Regions from separate parts of the Homo sapiens genome. Here all the other regions are linked to region 1. A link is a loop called in an ENCODE intact Hi-C map of the cell type or tissue named here. Cell type or tissue: endothelial cell of umbilical vein. All regions are shown on one strand. Links, peaks and the distances in the headings refer to the core of each region. The heading gives the core; the rest is flanking DNA. Region 1 overlaps GABBR2 (gamma-aminobutyric acid type B receptor subunit 2). Region 2 overlaps GABBR2 (gamma-aminobutyric acid type B receptor subunit 2). Region 3 overlaps GABBR2 (gamma-aminobutyric acid type B receptor subunit 2).

What was found. Hi-C counts contacts between places; a loop is a spot of excess contacts. Peaks named below come from ENCODE experiments on the same cell type or tissue, not always from the same donor. Only the 100,000 strongest peaks of a DNase experiment are listed, where the experiment ranks them.
Region 2: a loop joins it to region 1, with 5 times the contacts of the local background. A loop is called at or near these places in 1 of 110 quality-filtered maps.
Region 3: it touches region 1 in a loop (3-fold over the local background); 1 of 110 quality-filtered maps calls a loop at or near these places.

Annotation. Positions count from the first base shown.
Region 1 is chr9:98,332,219-98,337,248 of GRCh38, reverse strand. All of the region lies in intron 13 of GABBR2 (gamma-aminobutyric acid type B receptor subunit 2), which reads left to right. Among named protein-coding and RNA genes, the nearest start is that of TBC1D2, 79 kb to the right of the region's middle. RefSeq lists a cis regulatory region at 4,494-4,511 and an enhancer at 4,431-4,575. In endothelial cell of umbilical vein, for the core only: no CTCF peak of the experiment used is centred there; a DNase peak (open chromatin) is centred at 2,868; H3K27ac peaks cover 2,739 bases.
Region 2 is chr9:98,519,140-98,524,169 of GRCh38, reverse strand. All of the region lies in intron 3 of GABBR2 (gamma-aminobutyric acid type B receptor subunit 2), which reads left to right. Among named protein-coding and RNA genes, the nearest start is that of GABBR2, 190 kb to the left of the region's middle. In endothelial cell of umbilical vein, for the core only: no CTCF peak of the experiment used is centred there; DNase peaks (open chromatin) are centred at 1,489 and 2,869; H3K27ac peaks cover 2,965 bases.
Region 3 is chr9:98,604,910-98,609,939 of GRCh38, reverse strand. All of the region lies in intron 1 of GABBR2 (gamma-aminobutyric acid type B receptor subunit 2), which reads left to right. It also overlaps the pseudogene SEPTIN7P7. Among named protein-coding and RNA genes, the nearest start is that of GABBR2, 100 kb to the left of the region's middle. In endothelial cell of umbilical vein, for the core only: no CTCF peak of the experiment used is centred there; a DNase peak (open chromatin) is centred at 1,949; H3K27ac peaks cover 2,600 bases.

The sequences.
Region 1 (5,030 bases), core at 465-4,464:
ACTGCAACCTCCGCCTCCCGGGTTCAAGCGATTCTCGTGCCTCGGCCTCCTGAGTAGCTGAGGTTACAGGCACCCACCACCATGCCTGGCTAATTTTTGTATTTTTAGTAGAGACAGGGTTTCACTATGTTGTCCAGGCTGGTCTTCAACTCCTGACCTCAGGTAATCCACCTGTCTTGGCCTCCCAAAGTGCTGGGATTACAGGTGTGAGCCACTGAACCCAGCCTTCTTGGTGGATTCTTTAGAATTTTCTACCCATAAGATTATATAATTTGCAAATAGAGAGTTTTGCTCCTTTCATTCCAATTTGTATGCTTCATATTCCATTTTCCTGAATAGCCAAAAAATTCTCGGATAGACTTTCAACCTACTTATATCTTTGAATCAAAAGTGAGTCACATATACAGCAAATATAGTCAGATCATGTTTTTTTTAATTCATTCTGCCAATCTCTGCATTTCAATTGGAGTGTTTAATCCATTTTATGTAATTACTGGAAAGGCAGGATTTACATCTGCCATTCTGGAAGATACTTTTTTGTTTTTGAGACAGAGTCTCCCTCTGTCGCTCAGGCTGGAGTCAGTGGCGTGATCTTGGCTCACTGCAACCTCTGCCTCCTGGGTTCAAGCGATTCTCCTGCCTCAGCCTCCCGAGTAGCTGGGACTACAGGCACATGCCACCATGCCTGGCTAATTTTTGTATTTTTTAGTAGAGACGGGGTTTCACCATATTGGCCAGGCTGGTCTCAAACTCCTGACTTTGTGATCCACCCGCCTTGGCCTCCCAAAGTGCTGGGATTATAGGCATGAGCCACTGCGCCCAGCCAGATATCTTTTTTAAACGCACGACGTATCTTACTATTTTGCACTTAAAATTCTCCAATTTAAAATAAAACCCACACTTCTTACCTTGCTACAGGTCCTACACAATCCAGTCCCACTCCATATCTGACTTCATCTAGTTCCTCTCCCTGTGCTCACCCCAGTCTTTAGCCATGTGGGCCTTCTGTCTGGAGCTCTAACACTCCAACTTTATTCCCAACTTTGTGCCTTTGCATTCATGATTCTTCTGCCTGGAACGCTCTTCCTCCAAACCTTTTCAGACTCTTTCCTGTCATTCAGATCTAGCTTAAATGCCACCTCCCTGATCACCAGATCCTTAAATGTCCCCCAACATTCTTTCTCACCTCCCCTGTTTCTCCATCACATTGCTTATTCCTCGTTCTCTCATCTATATTCTATCATCCACTAGAATGTGAGCCCCATGAAACAGGGCCCTTAACTATCTTACTCAGAGCTCTTTCTCCATGGCCTTGCACAGGGCCAGACAGACACACAGCTCAATATATGTTGGTTGAATGGATGAGTGAATGAATGAACAAAGGAATGCGTGCATGAATGAATGGATGATGGACAAGCTTCCCTGGCATGATTCTTGTCAGCACTGACAACAGCTGAGTAGGTAATGTGGTTGCTCAGTAGCTGGATTGAACTATTGGATGAATATGTTGATACTAAAAAGAAAAATAAGTAATGTTTTAAAGGTGAAGAGGAAGTTTGGTTGTTGTTGTTGTTGTTGTTGTTGAATGATTTCAAAGAGAAACTTGACTCGTGGTTCTCAATCCTGCTACATCACCCAGAAAAGATCTTTTTGAAAATACCGGCCCGGGTCACACCCCCCAAAATATCTGATTTAACTGGCTTAGAAAGGGCCCTGTGCATCAGGAATTTTTTAAAGTTGCCATGGGTTCTGGTGTGCAGCCGGAGTTGAGATTCTCTGGTCCAGACTCTCACGAATCTCTAGGAAGGGCCCAAGACTGTACCTTGGATACCAGGGTGATAAATAGACTCAGGACAATAAATTTTTACGACTAGAAAGTAAAAGAAGAAAAGGCTGAATCCAGAAAATCTGAAGTCCAGTTGGTCCCTGCCAGCCAGAGATGATGATGATGACAAAAGAATTACAGACTCAGAGAGAGGCCCACCTGGGGAGTTCATGTGTGCAGACCCCAAAGAGCTACGCAGGCCCTCTGGTCTCATATTTTTCTGAAAATCTTTGTGTTAGCATTTGAACAATTGTTTCTCCAGTGGAAGAGAGAGAGCAAGGAAGAGGAAAAAAGGGAGGTTTCTATGAGGTTTCTATTTCTGCAGCATTGTTCATTGCAATGGGAAGACAGAGGGTGAGCAAGTTCCACACCAGAACTTTAGGCAGGTTTGTTTCTAAGTGCTCTACAATCACAAGGAAACCACTGACCACAGAAACCAACAGGGAAGAAAAAAGGACAAGGGAACCACAGTGTCCAGGCACCTCAGCACTCATGGTGGCTCGGAAAGGAACCGCCAGCCCTGTGGTGGGATGTTCATTCTTTTCTGCCCTTGTTTAGCTTGAAGTTTCTCCCTAAAGCGATAGTGGATTAAGCTTCAAATACTGAGTTGTTTTGTCCTTGACAAAGGATGAAACATTTAACATGCCCCAAAGATGCTCTGTTCATGTCAGAGGAGGCTGAGACAACCTGTGAACCACCCCTTAGGGGACAGCAGCCAGAAGAAACACGATCATTGCTGGTCCTGCCCAAATCTCACTTCCCAGCCCACCCACCCATACTCTTGCCCTTCTCTGGACTGGTACCCCAACTCCAGGCTTACCCTACTCACATGCAAGCACCCAATAGTAAGCAAACACGTACTATAATAATGACAACAGTGTCTCACATTTCAACAGCATGGCAAAGTTCACAAAGCACCTTGACATCCCCATTTTAGAGATTCATCAGAGGAAACTAAAGCTGAGTAGGTGACCTGACTGGCCTGAGATAACCTTGCTTGCTACGCATGAGAACTGGAACCCAGCCCAAGCCTTGTGGTATTGGATGAGTCAGTATCCCTTCCACTGGGATTGATCCATTCACACTTCCTGCTTCTTTTTGCATCCGTCCCTTTGTTTTCTTTTTCTTCATTGATGCTTTCAAAATTATTAGCTTCCAATTGTGCATAATGTTCTCTTACAAATGCTTAAATCTCTTTCACATCTGTGATTATCTGGTTGATGGTTCATGAGAGTGAACAGATATTCAAATCCAGCAAGTTTAGATCTGAGAGCTTCACCTTCCAGTCCCGCTTCATCCTTAGTACTAGATCTACTCAGCCTTCTTCTAGGATTTCAACAAAGCTGCATTGTCTTAGGAGTAACAATAGCAAAAATAATCATAGCAACAGCTTTTCTTGAGTGCATGCTATGTGGTAAGCACTGTTCCAAGTTCTTTGCTTTATCAACTCATTCAGTCTTCACAACAACCCCATGTGGGAATTACCATTATTATCCCCAGTCTACAGATGAGGAAACTGAGGCACAGAGGGGTTAAATAACATGCCCATGGTCACACAGCTGGTAAATATACAACATGTAGCCCTTAGTGGTTAAGCAAGTAGACTCTGGAGCTAGGCTTAACTCCAAATCCCAGTTCAGCCACTTACTGTGTGAAGTTAGGTTAGTGTACTGGGCTGAATTGTCATTCCCCCTAAACGATATATGCATCCTTACCCCTGGACCTGTGAAATGTGGCCTTATTTGCTAAAGGGGTCTTTGCAGATGTCATTATGTTAAGGGTCTTCAGAAGAAATCATTTTGGATTACCCGGATGGGCCCTAAACTCGATGACAGGTGTCCTTATAAAAAATACACATAGAGGGACACAGACACAGGGGAGAAGGCCATGCGGAGATGGAGGCAGAATGATGCAGCCACAGCATGGAATGCCTGGGGCCACCGGGAGCTGGAGAAGACATGGCAGGATTCTTCTCTTGAGCCTTCAGAAGGAGCACAGCCCAACGGACATCTTGACTTTGGACTTCTGGCCTCCAGAACTGTGCAAGGATTAATTGTCTATTGTTTTAAGCCGCCCAATTTATGGTAGTTTGTTACAACAGCTCTAGAAAATGAGTATCATTTCTGAGGGCTTCAGCCTTAAAATGGGCCTAGATAGGAGAAGTGCCCACTTTACTGAGCTTTGGGGAGGACTAGAAGGGATGCCTGTAAGATTTGCCCACACCCAGCACCTGGAGAGCACTTGATGAAGGTTAGCCCTCATACAGAGCATCATTTATTACCCGGCCTTTGGCTGCTCTGCCCTGAACCCTTGCAGAGCCCACGGAAGCCAGCCCTTCACATTGCCATCTTCTTGTGTCTGACTCGTTGCCACTGGGACCCCTGAGCCCAGCCCAGCGTGTTCCTGGCTCAGGAATCTCAGAGGAATCAAATCTGACTCCCAGACCCAGGCTGCAGAGGCCTCTCTGAGCCATTATTACCAGGGCTGCCAGAGCGAGACTATGAACATCCACATGTGGCGTTTTAATATTTTACCCAAGAAGTCATTTTCTTCCACGATTCAGACACAGAAGACTCGAAGAATTAAAGTGAGAAAGGTACTCAGGGCCTGCATGATTTCCGCCAATGGGCGTGGAGGATTTTCCTGTGTCTGTTCAGGCTCTTTCTTTCTTATCTGCGTCTTACAGCAGACGGGAAGCCAGCTGACGAGAGATTGCATGTTCATACCAATTATTAAAAATATATGGCAGGCTTCTGGAAATGCATTCACATGCCAAGGAAATAGAATGCAGTCACCAGCCCAGGCCCCTGCACTGTGTGCTTTGGAGGAACAGTGCGGCATCTGTAAACACAATGATACAAGGTTTTGGACCAGATTCTGCCACCTCCCAGCTGCGTGACCTTGGGTGAGTGACTTAACCTCTCTGAGCCCCAGTGCCCATAGGGGAAGTTCATTCCTCCCTCACAGGTTTACTGTGAGCGTCATTAACTGAGATAACATGTTCAAGTACCTAGTTCTGAGCCTGGCACATAGAAGGAGGTCAATCAGTCTGATTTGTTTCCACTCCCTGCCCCAGAATTTCCTGACTCCCTAAGAAAACTGACATAACTACCCTGCCAACCTCCCAGGTCCTGAGGTGCACTGCTGCCAAGAGCAAACGTGCAGGATAGATTTACACCTTCCAGTGCACTTCCATGGCCATCCA
Region 2 (5,030 bases), core at 621-4,620, 190 kb before region 1:
CCTTTTTACAAGTTATCTTTGTAGCTTCTTCCATGCTTATTGATTTTGGCTTTATACTCCTTAAATGGATTTAGTAACATATTTTCTCAAAAATAGTCCATTTCTTTGGGATCTTCAAATTTATTAGCATATATTTCAGGACAATTTTTAAAGCCTCTGTTTTTTTGTTATAGGCCCTTTCTTGTTTTTCCCACTTTTCCCCTTGATTAGATAGTTTGCTTCTTTTATTGATGTAATTGTTATTAACATCTTAAATTCTGTGGGAAAGAAATGGTTACATTTTTTATTATTTTTTCAAATGAAATTAAACCTGGATCAAGCACTCCATCTGCCAGATACACTAGGGTCAGTGTCTCTGTCTTGAAGTACCACCCCTCTCTAAAATGACCAACAACTCTGGTGGGTTTTCTAATAGAAAGCTGGGAGAGCCAGCATTCTGCAGCCCTTGCTTCCTGCTGCCACTTGAGTGTGCTGTGGACACTGGTCCCACTGGTTACTGCTGCTAATCTAGGTTCCCGGTTGCACTTCCTAGCATCCTCAAGCCCCTCCTGTAGATCTAGAACTTCTGTTGGCTTTTTCTTTTCGGATATCCACATCCCCACAGGTCAGAGAGGGTTCCTCTTAGAGCTCTACTCCCAAATGGTCCTGTTATTCCATTTTGCTACGTAATAGAGCTACACGTTTATCCTCCTTCTTAAAGCAGCTACTTGATTGCTTGAGGCCGTGGGGGAGGTCTACTTGCTTCTCCTTTAAAGATTACTCATCTTTTCAGACATTTCTCTTGCTAAAGAAGATAGCAGAAAAACACAAGTTAAGTCTTCAGTAGAGCATCCCATTATCTTGTTTTTTAACCAAAGGACCAGCTCTTGGATTCTTACTGGCTGTGCTTTGATTTATCTACTTCTTAATTTATTTTCTTCTGCTTTTCTCCTGAATAATACCTTCCCTTTATATGTAGGTTTCTTTCACCATTCTTCTTCTAATTTCTTAATTTGCATATTTATTTTTTACTCTTGTTTTGGTTGCTATTAAGCGTAGTTAAGCATATAAATGTCTTTGATTACAGCTTTGATGAAATCCTATAGTTTCAGCTAAATAATATCTCATCCTCATTATAATAAAACTATGCTACAATTGTACTTTAAGTTTAAAATATCGGTCTTCTACTTCCCTAAGTGCCAACCTAGAAATGCAACAATATCTATTGTAAGTTACATAAATCAGTACACTTGTTTACTCTCCATCCCTCACTGCCTCTAATTCTGTATTGTTATAATCTGAGTTTTAATTTGATTTTACTCTTTACATTGTGGATATGCTTTTTTCAGTTGCTATTTGAGATGTTCACTTTATTTTGAAACTATACTACAATAACTATGATTTTAAGATTCAAATCCATATTTACATGACTAATTTCTTCTGACATGAGTCAGTTTCATGAGTTATGTCTTTTGATTTATCTCTCTGTGGCATGAGTACATCTTTTGTTTTTCAGGAAGGTCATATGAGTTTTATATCTATGCCCTTGCATAAATCACAATTTCTCTCTGTAGCTTTGCCTATGAATGACAAGTTATCTAAGTATAAATTTCTATGATCATAAGCTCTCTAGACATTACATCAATGTTGTAATAAAGTCTGATGCAGTCTGATTTGGTTCCTTTGGAGATAAAGTTTTTTAGTCGCCTGTACCAGTTGCTTGTAGGATTCTTTCTTTATTTTTGATACTCATAAAGAAAAAATGGCACATAGCTGATTTTTGTTTTGTCTAAAATATGATTACATTTTTATTCGAAGAATCTGGTCTTTCTTCTGATTGCATTAGTTTTCTTTTATTATATCTTTAATTATTACTCTTTTGTTCTGATATCTTTTTTAGAAATATCAATAATTCATGAGTGAGCCTTTGTAGTTTATTCTCCATATTTTTGTTTTCTCTCTGGTCATTTTAATCTTAGTCCTTTTCCTTCACATTGTGAGAGAACATCTCAAGACTGTCCTCCACAATATTCATCAGTTTTTTTTTACAATTAAATTCTGCTCCTTGTTGCTTCTAATGCTTCTTAAAATTCTCATAACATTATTCATTTCCAGTCATTATTATATTAACTATGCCTGGTTTCTTTTATCTCAGTTTCTTTTCTCATATATTTTATTTTTTAGATTTAGAATCCAGATTTTATTTAACCTCCATGAAATACAAAATGGGTATTACAATTTACCTTTATTTCCTACAGCAATTCTTTTTAGAGATGATATTCTTTCTTTGCTTGAATTCCTTGTTTGTTTCCTTTATGTTTCAGAAAGTTTTCATAGGTTCCATATGCATTTTATGCCTTCTATGACCTGGTATTCGCTTACAGCATGGGTGAGTTCTTCTTGAGTCCCCTCATTGTTTTATCTAGATGCTGTTAGATTCTTCACCTTGGATATTCATCTGGAAGACTGGATGATAACATTTTATATGACCAGCCTAGGGACAAGCAGCCAAGGGATTAGGAAACCATTTGGTGGTGTGGGCCTTTCTTGTTTAAATGGTTTCTTCATGAGTTTGTCAAACAGCTGCTCCAGATGTGCAGAGATCCCCCTGGCCTCTGACTTTGTTTACTTGCCTGCTGTGTCTGCAAGGTGCCTAGGCCTGTCCTGGGGAAACTGGACTTCAATAGGCTTTGCTTGTTCGTAGATCTAATGACCCAGCCACTCCTGAAGGCTGTTGGGTTGCAGGGTGATAGGTGGACTCCTTAGTGAGAGGTAGGCCCTGCACCCTTCTGTGGCCCAGCCTCCCCTCCAGTACTTACTCACCCATCAGAGGCTGTGAGGTCAGTCTCGTCAGCACATCCACCCTCCCTGCAGCACCGCACTACTTTCTCAGGAAGGAGAGCCATGAGTCAGTCTTCAATCTGGTTCTGTTGGCACTGTACCTAGCAGAAATTCCTCAAAGTTGGTGGCATATTGATGGCACTCTTTCCTATTTTCCAAGGCTGAAGCAGATTCCCCCCTATTTTTATATTCCCTTGGTCCTTTCTGTCACTTTCAGAAGGAGGTAGCTTAGGTGGGAGTTGGACATCTGTGCTTAGCTTTACCATCTTTCTCAAAAGTTTCATAGTTAACATTGTTTCCTATACTTTGTACTTTGGTATATAGACATATGAGATTCCCTGAGCATTTCCTGTTCCATGGCCCCCCTTTTAAAATTCCTCATTTATATTGGCTTTCTTCATATCTGGTTTTATAGTTTTTCCTGGGCACTTTTCCTCTCCTTCTCAAGTTCCAGTTTAGCATCCTCTCGATCAGATGGAGAATTCTCCTGCCAAACATGGTGTTGCCAGTCTTGGGGCAGTGAGTTCTGTCCCTTGCCAGGGACTCATCATCTGGCGTCCTGAGCCACATCCTGGCCTTCAGCAATATTGATGGAGTTTCCCCACATCCTCCCTTCTCTGCCAAAGTTATGCCCTTTAAGTGGAAACAGAAGAAACCATTCCCCTGCCTCCAAGTTTCCATCCCCTTTGAAAGCCTTGTGCTTCACTAGAGAGCCATTTTGGATTTCTTCTGGCATACCCAGACCCTCCTGGGTGAGTCAGCAGACGTGGGCAGCAGGCGTTGTGGGGAGGGGGTTGCAGAGGCTCCTCCATCACTGCTTGGCTGCCTGCCCCAGGAAGACAGCACATCACACAATTTGCCATATCAAGTCTGTGAACAGCTGCCTCCCTACCCTCCGTGGGGAGTCACCAAGCTCCACACATCTGCTCCTTCCGGGGGTGGTGAAAAGATTTCTCCCATCACAGGCACCTATGAATCCCCCTTGGGGTTTCGTGAGGTATAGAGTAGCATTCTCCTGCAGAAAGCCCATAGCCAGCCTTCATGAGAAGATATACCTTTCAGGATTTAGTATCAGTGGCATCACCATCACTTCCTCTCCTTCCCCCAATCCCATGGCATGTTTTCCACACCTCCCCTTCTTGACTTTGTCATTTCTGATAATGAACACTGCCATTTATTGAACCTTAGCCATGGTAGACACTTAGCGTATATTAGCTTACCTTTTCAAGAACTCAAAGACAAGTTGTGGTTATGCCCTTTTAACAGACAAGAAAAAAAGCTCAGAGAGTTTCCTTACTCACCCAAGGTAGCCCAGCAGTGGGGACATAGCTAGCATGCTAGTCTAGAGTCACCTGACTCGAGTTCATGCTTTTGCCTCTCTCCCACAGCCTTCCTAGAGGGAAAAATAGAACCATAGGCTCTTTATCCTGAGTCTAGAACAGGGGTTTGCAAACTGTGGCCTATGGACCAAATGCAGCCCCTTGTTTTCATAAATAAAGTTTTATTGGAACATAGCCACACCCATTCATTTGCACATTGTGTATGGCTGCATTTGCAACGTTGTTGGGAAAAAACATGTAAGTCCTGCAAGGCCTAAAGTATTTACTATCTGACCCTTTACCAAAAAAAAAAAAAAAAAGTTGCCGGCTCCTAGTTTCCAGCATAGGCTATTGTAGAAAGAGATAGACTTTGAAGTTGAATCCCAGGCTCCCTACATCCTAGCTGTGTGACCTTGGGCAGTTGACTCAACAGCTCTGAATCTCATTTTATTTACCCATAAACTGGTCATAATTGTACCTTTTGGGTTTACACCCATGCCCGCAAGGAGTGATATACGTTTGAGGGCTCCACATATGACAGGCACTCAGTAAATGAGTCCCCACTGTTGCTCCGGCCTTTCCCGTCTATCACGGATGTGCAGACTTCTCTAATTTTTCTCTTCCCTTCTGGAGCATTCTGGCAGTTCTGCCTAAGAACCCTTGCTCTTCTCTGATCACTGGAGCACAGAGAAAGCACAGATGCTCCTCAAGCCTCCCCCTTGAAACGCTGGGCACCAGGTGTTAAGTGACACCCACCTCAGGCAGATGCATAGGGTGTCCTGTGGTCTCATTCATTCCCTCATTCAGCCAGTGCTGACTGAGCCAGGCCATTATGCCAAAATCTGACAGGGGCTCAGACAGAGCCTTCAGGCCCTTCAGTTGCTCACAGCC
Region 3 (5,030 bases), core at 319-4,318, 270 kb before region 1:
TGCCCTTTTGGCTTGTGGAAACAGCCTCCCAGTGCTTCGATGGCAAGCCCTCTTCAGAACCACTAGTGCCACTGCCCAGTGTCCTGGCCCTGAGCCTGGGTTTGGAGCTCTCAGCGTCCACACAAACTGAGTAGGGTAGCAGACGGGGCATCACAAAGACTTTGAGGATGTAAGGGCTGTGCCACTGGCACCCAAGGAGCCTGGAGCCCAGCTCTGCCCCAGGCCACTCCCAGCAGCCCCACCCTTCTGAGGGGGCCGAAAGCTGGAGGCCCTGAGCACCATCTCCCCTGAACCATGCCTTGCTCACTGCTAAAAACCCACCTTGGAGCCCTGCCCTTCAACCAGTTTTGCCACTCATTGCTTAGGGCTTAGGGCTCAGCCCACCCAGATGGGTTATAGCTGGGAGGGGTTAGGTGCTCTGTTATGTGGAAAAATCACCCAATGAAATGTCAGGAGACCATTCCCACTCCTCCCCGACGTTCACTTGAAATATGGGCATGCTTTGGATTTCATAGATGGAAGGGTAAGGGCATTCGAGGTGCGAGAAACTGCAGGGAGGTGAGGAGCAAAGGCACAGAAATGGGAAAAGATAAATTCTGCTTGGGAAATGCCAACTGCAAGATGACTGTGATGTAGGGCACCTGAGGTGGGTGACAGAGGGGCTGGAAGGGGGAGTGGGGGCAGAATTCAGGCTGTCTGGGATGCCAGTCTGTAAGAGATGGAACAATGGTTTTATAAGAAATGATTCTATGTCAATTGCAGAGATTCTCCACTGATGCATGTTGTTTGTACATTTTTTTATATCACAACATCGTTTATTATGTGAATTTTTTACAATACAAACAAAAAATACAGAAATGCAATATATGATTACAGCTAAATGCAGAATGGTGACTTTTTTCTCTTCAAGAGGCCGTGATTCCCATTTCTAGTAAAATTAAGAGACTGCATATAGGTAGAAACAGGTTGGTCATTAGCTTCACAATTTTGCCTAGAAATGATCTATAAATGCATTTTCCCCCTGCTACTTACCATAAAGTGTAAAAAGGAGTTAAAGAAAGTTTCCTTGTTGGTTCCTACCATATGAAAGATGCTATATTCTATTTCAGCAGGGCCAATATGTGAACACTATCTAAATTAAATGTTATTACAAAAATGAAGTAGTAATGAGATTCTGGCTAAAGAGTGCACTAAATGAGAATAATATATATTTAAAGAATCCAAAACAAACAAAAAGAAGTTGTTATAAAAAAGCTCTAGGTGCACTGTAAGCATATAGGGTTTTTTTTCCATGTGTATTTTTAAACAATGGAAGTGTCAAAACATAGGGTCAACTGTGTTAGACTAAATTACATTATTGTATATACTGCATTGAATGGAACCTTTGTATTATAATTATCATAGAGAAGCATAGTTTGCATCATATTATGGCCTTTTATCCTCAATGAAAACCTTCCAGAGTCCTTTTATTTTGGAATATCTTGTAAACAATCAAACCGTCAGAACATGATTATACAACAGTAAAATGTTATCTTGCATTCAACTGAAGATAATCTGTTTAATAAAAAAAGAAAAAGAAAAAGTAGGAAAAGTAGAGCTGTTACTTTCTAAGTACACAACACCCTAGACAATTGACGGCATCTTAATCTCCATCAAGAACAACAACAACAAAAATAATGTGTGTCATGCTCTTAAATCCATCATTATAGATAAAACTGGCTCAAATTGGTCAAACGGATCCAACAAACACTGATGTCCAAGCTGGCATATTGGCAACTAATACGTAACTGGTGGTCAATAGAGAGTTTAAAAGATCTTCCTTTCTTCTTGTTCTTTTCCAAGGTTCTCGAAGAGTTCGTTGTTCTAAAATACGTTGTTGAGCTTCCCAGTTTGCTTTCTCATCCTCTAACTGATGACGTTTTTCCTCTAATTGTTTATGCTGTGCTTCCAAATTCCTTTTCATTTGCTCATGGTGCCGCTGGAGCTCAGCTTCAGAGTTCTTCAGTTTTGAACTTTTTCTTTGACCTTCATCTCAAACACCTGCTCCATCTCCAGCTCCATCTTCTTCATTTTAGCTACATGCTCCCTTCTTTCTTCTTCCATTTGTGCCGGAGGGCTCTTGGTCAGCTGCCCTTTATTCTTGTTGTTATCAATTCCATTATAAGTCACAGCTGCCAGTTTTCTGCTTCTGTAGTTCTCATAGTGGACATTATTAGTAACCTCTTTCAAGTCCTGCATGTGTGTTCTTATCAACATATTTCTTAGAATTGTAAAATCACAGTGTTCACCATTTTCAACTTCAGCAATACCCCAAGGATGCTGCTTTCCTCTGATCATTTTGCCATTAACTTTGATGATAGTATTACTACCTACCACACCAACAGGTAAATGGTCCTTTATCTTTTTAACAAGTTTATTTTCTTCTTTATTATGTTTCTAGAAATTCATATATTTTAATTTTATGTTCTTGGGTTTCTTTCATTATCTGTTTTTTAAACTGTTAGCATTCCTCTGGTGTGAGTGTGTCTTCTGTGGCAATAAGTGAGATGATACTGTTTCATGCAAACGCTTCATAAACTCAATATTCAATGGTTTAAGTCCATGTCCTGAAGGAGCAATGAAGTATAAACAACGCTACACCGTTATCAGGCATCTGACGTCCGTTCACATGCGATTCTGCATTTACGTAGTCCTCAAGTTTATTATCAATGTAGTCGATTGTAAGGCTGCCAGCAATTACTATTATCCACTGCATCTCCAAATCCTGGGGTATCAACTATTGTGAGCAGCAACTGAACACCACCTTCTTTGATTAAAACTTTGGATTGTTCCACCCACTACCATAGCGTGAATCAAAACCAGATCTCTTAACTGATTTTCTGTATACTTGGTTTGGGAGATTGGCAAATCCCACATAGCCTTCAGGGGTCTTCTGTTGAGCTACCGAGCGACATGGGGCGAGCAGCGGTTTGGATGCAGGCGGAGCCGCGGGCAAGCAGGAAGAAGATGATTCTTAGGTCTGAATGCCTAGGAATTCATGTGGATCAATCAGACCTCCCATGGTGCTGCTGTGGACGCTTCTCTCCTCAGCAGCAGTGGCTCTCGCACTGTTTGTACTTTTTTTTTAAAAAAGGAAAGTTATCATAAAAAAATGATAATAGGTCAGGCACGGTGGCTCATGCCTGTAATCCCAGCACTTTGGGGGGCCGAGGCGGGCGGATCACTTGAGGTCAGGAGTTTGAGACCAGCCTGACCAACATGGAGAAATCCTGTCTCTACTAAAAATACAAAATCGACCGGGCATGTTGGCACATGCCTGTAATCCCAGCTACTCGGGAGGCTGAGGCAGGAGAATCGCTTGAACCTGGGAGGTGGAGGTTGCGGTGAGCCAAGACTGTGCCATTGCAGTCCAGCCTGAGCAACAGAGTGAGACTCCATCTCAAAAAAAAAAAAAAAGAAAAAAAAAAGATAATAGACACCACAGTGCTTCTGATGTGCCAGGCATTATTACAAGCAGTTTGTATGTATTTACCCTTTAAATCCTCACATGAGGTGGGACTGTAAACTAGTTCAGCCATTGTGGAAGACAGTGTGGCGATTCCTCAGGGATCTAGAACTAGAAATACCATTTGACCCAGCCATCCCATTACTGGGTATATACCCAAAGGATTATAAATCATGCTGCTATAAAGACACACGCACACGTATGTTTACTGCGGCACTATTCACAATAGCAAAGACTTGGAACCAACCCAAATGTCCCTCAATGATACACTGGATTAAGAAAATGTGGCACATATACACCATGGAATACTATGCAGCCGCAAAAAGGATGAATTCATGTCTTTGGTAGGGACATGGATGAAGCTGGAAGCTATCATTCTCAGCAAACTATAGCAAGGACAAAAAACCAAACACCGCATGTTCTCACTCATAGGTGGGAATTGAACAATGAGAATGCTTGGACACAGGAAGGGGAACATCACACACCGGGGCCTGTAGTGGGGTGGAGGGACGGGGGAGGGATAGCATTAGGAGATATACCTAACGTAAATGACGAGTTAACGGGTGCAGCACACCAACATGGCACATGTATACATATGTAACAGACCACGTTGTGCACATGTACCCTAGAATTTAAAGTATAATAAAAAAAATCCTCACATGAACTCGAGGAGAACAGTTCCATTATCCCGAATTACAGGTGAAGAAATGGGATGCTACGAGGTTAAGTGATGTGCTGGAGTCTCATGACTAGTCTGCTTATGTCACGCAGTTTGAAGCCTCAGTTAAAGAAAGATGTGAATGTGCAGGGTATCCTAGAGGCACTCCTTGCCATAGCCCCAAATGGCAGCAGCAGTCCCTAGACCCTTAGAAGATCCATTAAGAAAAGGAAGTGGGCCCCTGAGGAATCACGGTGATTGCCGACCTCAAGCTGGGCTTGTGGGTTTCCCCATCACGTTCATGTGGGCATACAGTAGCTCTGTAAGGCAGGTGAGAGTCCGTAGCCTGAGATACAGATGCAAGCTTAGCCTCAGGGTGGCGAGTGGCCCACTGCAGATCTGCAGTACCGTCCTGGGGAATGGCAGCTTATACCAAGGCCACCTTGCTCCACCCTTTCTGAAAATCCCCGTGTTCATGCTGAGAGCTGTGCTCCCCTTGTTGCCTCCAAGCTCTGGGGCTCACAGCACCTGAGACTGGCAGGGCAGGTGCAGTTGGAAACCTGACCTGGGGATGGCTACTCCGCTGTTGCACTGTACATCCCTGTGGAGGCCTCAACAGAAGGAGAGGGGCATTGCTGCCCTGGTTTCGTCTCATGGGCACACCCTGACTTGTTCTGCCTTTTGGCCTTGCCATGTACGTATCTTGTCTCCTGGCTGATGGCAGCTTCCATGTCATTAGGGGTGATGTGGGTGGGAGACCAGGAGGGCAGGGACCACGTCAGCCTTGGCTCTTGGTCCTTAGCTCTGGTGTGGTGAATGGCATATCATGAGGGCTCAGTCATTATTTACTGGATCAGGGAAAGAATG